Regions from separate parts of the Mus musculus genome. Here region 1 is linked to region 2. A link is a loop called in an ENCODE intact Hi-C map of the cell type or tissue named here. Cell type or tissue: gastrocnemius. All regions are shown on one strand. Links, peaks and the distances in the headings refer to the core of each region. The heading gives the core; the rest is flanking DNA.

Region 1 (2,927 bases), core at 274-2,773, 160 kb before region 2:
TGAGGGGAATTCTGGGAGAAGAGGATGCATAGTGATCAGCATGTAAAGTCCATAGACAGGTAGATAGATAGGTAGATAGAAGGAAGGAAAGAAAGAAAGAAAGAAAGAAAGAAAGAAAGAAAGAAAGATAGATAATGCACATACAATATTAAGATAGATTTCTTTTTGAGATCTATAAAATATCCACATGCTTTGAGCCTATAGCTAAAATTTTAAATTAGTCAAAAATTAATTAGTTCTTCCCAAAGGAATAAAAGCTATCTGCCTCAAACTGGGTATTTAGAATATTTAAAAAGCTGGAATAATCTTCAATATCCAGTGGTAGCTTCTAAACTGTGTGGGAACATTTTCTATTTTCAAAAATCATTGAATAGAAAGATCATATAGTAGTGTAAATAGAACTGGCCTTAAAATGAACAGCGGGCCTCTTACTATGATTAAAACTGCATAGAAGGGATGGAACTACCCCCCGCCCAAAGACTAACAAAGAAAATATCTCAATGTAATTAGGTGAGATTTGGGTAGAGTTTCCTTCATTCATTAGTTTCTATTATGATCCCCACAGTACTATTACACACTGTATATCCTTTTTTCCTTCAAAAACCCCCATGTCATAAATTTAACTTGTGTGTGCCTTAAACAAAGCAAGATATAAAACGCTCTCTTCTTTGTATTATTTCATTGTAATATTTTCAGAATAATCTAAATCTTCCTTATTTATTTAGTTTAACCCATGGCCACCTGAAACTAGTATCTTGCAAAAGTTGTTCATTTCCAAATGAAATTTCTCCAAACCCCATCTTGAATTCATGAAGCAGTTACTGTTTTAGTAAATGATGACACAATGAAAGTAACATTAGATTAAATTCACTCTAGCTTCTGAATTCTATATAAAGTAGTCTTGTAAGGGGTTCTCAAACTAGGAGAATTTGCATTTCATGAAGAAAGTGTAAACTGCTTGGAGAACATTGGAACTGCATGTGACTAAGGGAACTGTGGAATGTTAATGGTGGAAATTAATTATATAGAACTAATTTTAAAGAAATATGTTAAATATATAAAACTAAAATTTATATATGTGTGTATATATATATATATATATGTGTGTGTGTGTATGTATGTATGTATATATATATATATATATATATATATATATATATATATCACTTCTTATAACCTTCACTGTGAAAATGGAAACAATTTAGAGAAATGAGGAAAGTGTTAATTAGGGACTCATCATAAATCTCATTGGTCAGCAACCATACTGAAGGTTGCTCCTTCCAGTAATAACTTGGAGCATGTATAAAAGGAAAGGATTCGTGACTGATATTGATATCATGTAAGAAACAGCCAAACAGCTATAAAGACCAAACAGCATAATGGAAAAGTCTGCTATATTAGTTACTATGTCTAATACAATTAATACCTGCCCTACCCTCATACTATAACAATCTTAAGTTTATTTTCAAAACACTCAAAAATAGACATTAAAAAATAAAAATGCAGTTTTTATGGCTATGGAATTGGAGACTAAAGTTTTGTTTTCTTTTAATTTCTGGCATTATTTTTATGTCTAATCTCTGTATGTTTGTACTTGTATAAGATACACATATTAAGAGACATTAGTCCTGTCCCAACTTTCCTTTTCTGACAATAATTGTTATATTTGAGAATTGAGAATTCCGTTTTTGATACGATAACTTTCAGGAGTCAGCAGTAGCAATAGAAGTTTTTCTGCAAGTCAGAATCCTATCGTGAACATTTCCTCAGACATAAGGCAGAGTTCCCAGAATGCACTTAATGAGCTTGTATCAGTTAACAGTGAAGCTGCAGCACATTGTGCAGCATTTGAGCTTCTCAAACCTCAGTGTTCACACACACCAACAGATGTCTTTGAACATGTAGATTCTCTTCTGCAGGTGTGGTATGCAACCCCTGATTCTATATCCTTAACTAGCTTTTAGATACTGCTGCTTCTGTTCCAAGAGAATTGGCTGAGGAGTGACTTTCTGAGAACCTTCTATAGAAAACTACTCCCACTGTAAACAGAGATTGTCAGGGCCCAGCCTTGACACAGAATAGGAGTTCTCAACTGGAAGCAGGTATATATGGAAGGTACATAATAAATATACACAAACTACCTTTTGGGTACAAACTGACAGGGAATTTTTCAAGGCTTAAAGGTTCTCTCTCTTCAATCTCACTCTCTGCTCTCATTCTCTCTTTCTTGTTCACTCACAGCTTGAGGCTGCACACACTCTGCATTCTCCTGTGCTCTCTGCTTTTCTCCTGTGTGCTTTTCTTTACTCAAACTCCCACACTCACACACACCTCTGTGCATTCTCCATTAACTCTCACAGACACTCTTAACACACGTCACACACACACACACACACACACACACACACACACACACACACACACACACATGCCACATGCACTCTCCTTTCACTCACACACAAACACACCATACACACCTCACATTCTCTCCTGACTCACTCTTCACATTCTTTCTTTACTCACTTTTCTCATGCTCTTCTCATGCTCTCTTGGCCTTTTCTTGCCCCAGTCTTTCATTGATACTCCAAAAGGAGGTAGAAAAAATATATTGTATAATCATTGCCAAATCAAATTCAAAATAATAACCACGTCCCACAAAGAATCAAGAATTACAATTGTTCCCCAAAGTTTCAAGCTTCCCTATTCCCAAGCCTTTAGCCAAAATAATAATTATAAACTTATCATTATTTAAACTTTAATTTTTAACTTGTTATACTTCAGAGCTCAGAGCTCTGAGACCAGCTACTTGAATTTTCTAATGCTACCTGAAGCTCTAATGATAAGTGACATGGGCAAAGCTGCCAAGCAGTGGCCAGAAAGAATCAACTTAGCCATTAAGTCAGTAGTTCTGCTAGCTTTCTGCTTCT
Region 2 (2,927 bases), core at 207-2,706:
GTACACATTTTGGATCATGGAAAACATGTGGACCATTTGATCACATGGTTTTTCTCCCAACTACATTTTAAGGAACAAATAGAAACCAATAAATAAATAAAGAAATAAATAAATAAATAAATAAATAAATAAATAGACCTTGATCAATAAGTTTTACTTATAATGCTGAAATTTATAACAAACTAAAATCACTGTATCAGATGTAGCTCAGGGTGTCTTGTGGAATATTTGTGGGCAGTAGTGTGAGCTCCCAGAGACTAAATCACCAACCAAAGAGAGAGCATGGCCTGGACCTAGGTTGCCTCCTTAGCAGCAGTGCAGCTTGGTTTTCAAGTGGGTCTGCCAACATCTGAAGTGGGGGCGGACCCTGAATCTGTCACCAGCCTCTTCTCCCTGTTTCCCTAACTGAGCAACCTTGTGTGGTTTCAGTGGGAAAGGATATGCCTAATCCTGCTATGACTTGATGTGCAGTTGTGGAAATGGGGTAGGGCAAAGGGACTGGGAGGGACCTGATAAAAAGATGACTGCTGGCATTCTTCCCCTTCTCTAAGAAGGGAGCAGGGAATGGGGAGAAGATCAGTGTGAGAGGCACTGGGAAGAAAAGCCGACCATGATGTTGGGATGTAAAGTGAAGGAATAAAAGCATTTTAAAAATCCTTGCTGTACAAGTTTTATTTATAATATTAAGATTAATAACAAACTAAACGTGCTACATAGTAAACTTAGAACCAGCTATAATATAGACACATGCTGGGCTACAAGGGTCTTGTAGATCATATTCCTGAATGCATTCAATGATCCTGGCAAAATCCAAAACATTGCAAGCAAAAAAAGAAAGAAAGAAAAAGAAAGAAAACAGACATCAAAGCAACACTTAAAATTACATTCCCAATTTCTATAATTTACCTATATTTTTTACTTCTTCACCTCTCTAGTATCTTTAATAGGCAAAAAAAAAAAATTAGTTACTGGGAGAAAGAAATCAAATGAGGTGAGCTGTCCTCTTTCTCATGGTTTTACAGCCAGTCAGCTTTGTGTTTCCATATTCATGTCCAATTAAAAACAGTGCTTACATAAAACACTAAAGGGCTATATTTTGTGCAAGTTTTTAATTTTCATATTCCTCTACATTATCTCATTGAATATGAGAACATGGCTTCTAAATCTACAATGTATAAAAATATTGTAGTGAAAGAAAGTCCTTCCCATTTTAAAAACAGTTCTTTCACAAGTACTCTTCTTACTGTAACACTAACATGTGTTTGTTTTTCACATGACGTCGTTAGAATCATTAGTCACCCTGGCTACACTGCACTATGAAGTACATTAACTATCTCTACTGGATCCTCATTGAAAGATGTCTTAGCTGTTGGTAAGCATAGTCTATCTCTCATTGACTCAAGAGTTTCCCAAAGAAACTGTTTATTTCTAACTAACTGGAGAACTAGGAGTCTGCCCTCATTTCCCCATCACTGGCTCAACCTTCATAAGTTACCCTGAACTGACACTCTTGCCTTGACCAAGTGCTATCAGTGTGCCATTTGTCTCCAGAGTCTTCAACTTCCAATGCTCTGGGTCTTTTATAATCTTCCTTATAATTTCAAGGTATTGCTGACCAGTCTTAGTGAATAGCCTGAATCTTGGGGGCTCTCTCCCAACATGCTTTTCAGAGTTTGGATTCATCTAATAAAATGTCTCATTGGTTAGGGACCACTCCTCAGTGATAATAACATGAGAATCCCTACTGAGCTTCTGGGTTCAGTCCAGAACCTTTCCAGAATGCCTCAGAATGATGCCTGGCCTCCCTTTCTTCCCAGAGGGCAGCTGTTTTGAGATAATTACTATTTCGTTGCCAAGGATACCTCTTGGCAAATTATATTTACCACCCACAGTGACTTGTCCTAATTCTCAAAGGACATTGTATTCTAGAGACAATACAATTACTAAGACATAATATTCTAAGTTATATTGTTATTTTAAAATGGGTACTTTATACTTTAAAATGGTATCGTTATGACTTAATCTTTCTTGCATCATGAATTAGATTCAGATTGAGAAGGCTTCTGATTTGTGTAGTAGCATTTGGTATCCAGTTTGGGACCCTTCATAAAAACGGTCTATTTCTATCAAGGGAACAGGGATTTCATCCTTTAAATGCCATAGAAGTCAACAAAGGTCAAGAAAAGGTGACAAAAGTCCTCCTCTGTACTCTCACAGGGAGGGGTCTTGTGAAATGCACAACTGTGGGAGCTCAATGCCTCATTTCCAAGCACACAACCTCAGGTGACTCTTTTGTTTTACCTTTTATAAATGAGCAGACATGCACTACCATGGCAAATGCAAGCTTAGATAGGGATCCAAAAGCCCATATACTCTTTTAGTCCCATAAAAAGAAAGGACATGAGTGAAGTCTGTAAGGTCAGAATCTAGGTCTAGTCACTTCACTAGTTGAATCTTTCTTCCTCTCTTATGATCCTGGCACTCCACCATTTTTTACTATGAGTGCTATAAATTCTCTGGCTGAGGTGTACATCTTCCAGAGTCAAAATAAATGCAATACTACCAAGAATGCTGCCAGAGTTAGCAGTGAGAAACTTGTGTTGTGTTTTGTTTTGTTTTGTTTTGTTTTGTTTTGTTTTGTTTTGTTTTTTTGCCTACCAAGCTGAGATTGTTTCTTTCAAAGAATTTTGAACTTAGGTTTAAGAATCTCTGATTCAGACAAATGATGGTGTTGTACCCCTGGGGCCCAGGTGTAGAGAACATGACCCCCAGAAACACAGCTTGACTATAGATCACTGCAAAAACAAGAGGTTTTTATTCCTTTTTTTAAAAAAATTTTTATTAGGTATTTAGCTCATTTACATTTCCAATGCTATACCAAAAGTCCCCCATACCCACCCACCCCCAATCCCCTACCCACCCACTCC

What was found. Peaks named below come from ENCODE experiments on the same cell type or tissue, not always from the same donor. Only the 100,000 strongest peaks of a DNase experiment are listed, where the experiment ranks them.
Region 1: a loop joins it to region 2, with 12 times the contacts of the local background. A loop is called at or near these places in 11 of 42 quality-filtered maps.

The regions. Positions count from the first base shown.
Region 1 is chr3:64,561,246-64,564,172 of GRCm38, forward strand. It overlaps a transcript of Vmn2r6 not described here. Among named protein-coding and RNA genes, the nearest start is that of Vmn2r6, 2.9 kb to the left of the region's middle. In gastrocnemius, for the core only: no CTCF peak of the experiment used is centred there; no DNase peak of the experiment used is centred there.
Region 2 is chr3:64,725,598-64,728,524 of GRCm38, forward strand. It overlaps the pseudogene Vmn2r-ps11. Among named protein-coding and RNA genes, the nearest start is that of Vmn2r7, 7.5 kb to the left of the region's middle. In gastrocnemius, for the core only: no CTCF peak of the experiment used is centred there; a DNase peak (open chromatin) is centred at 1,754.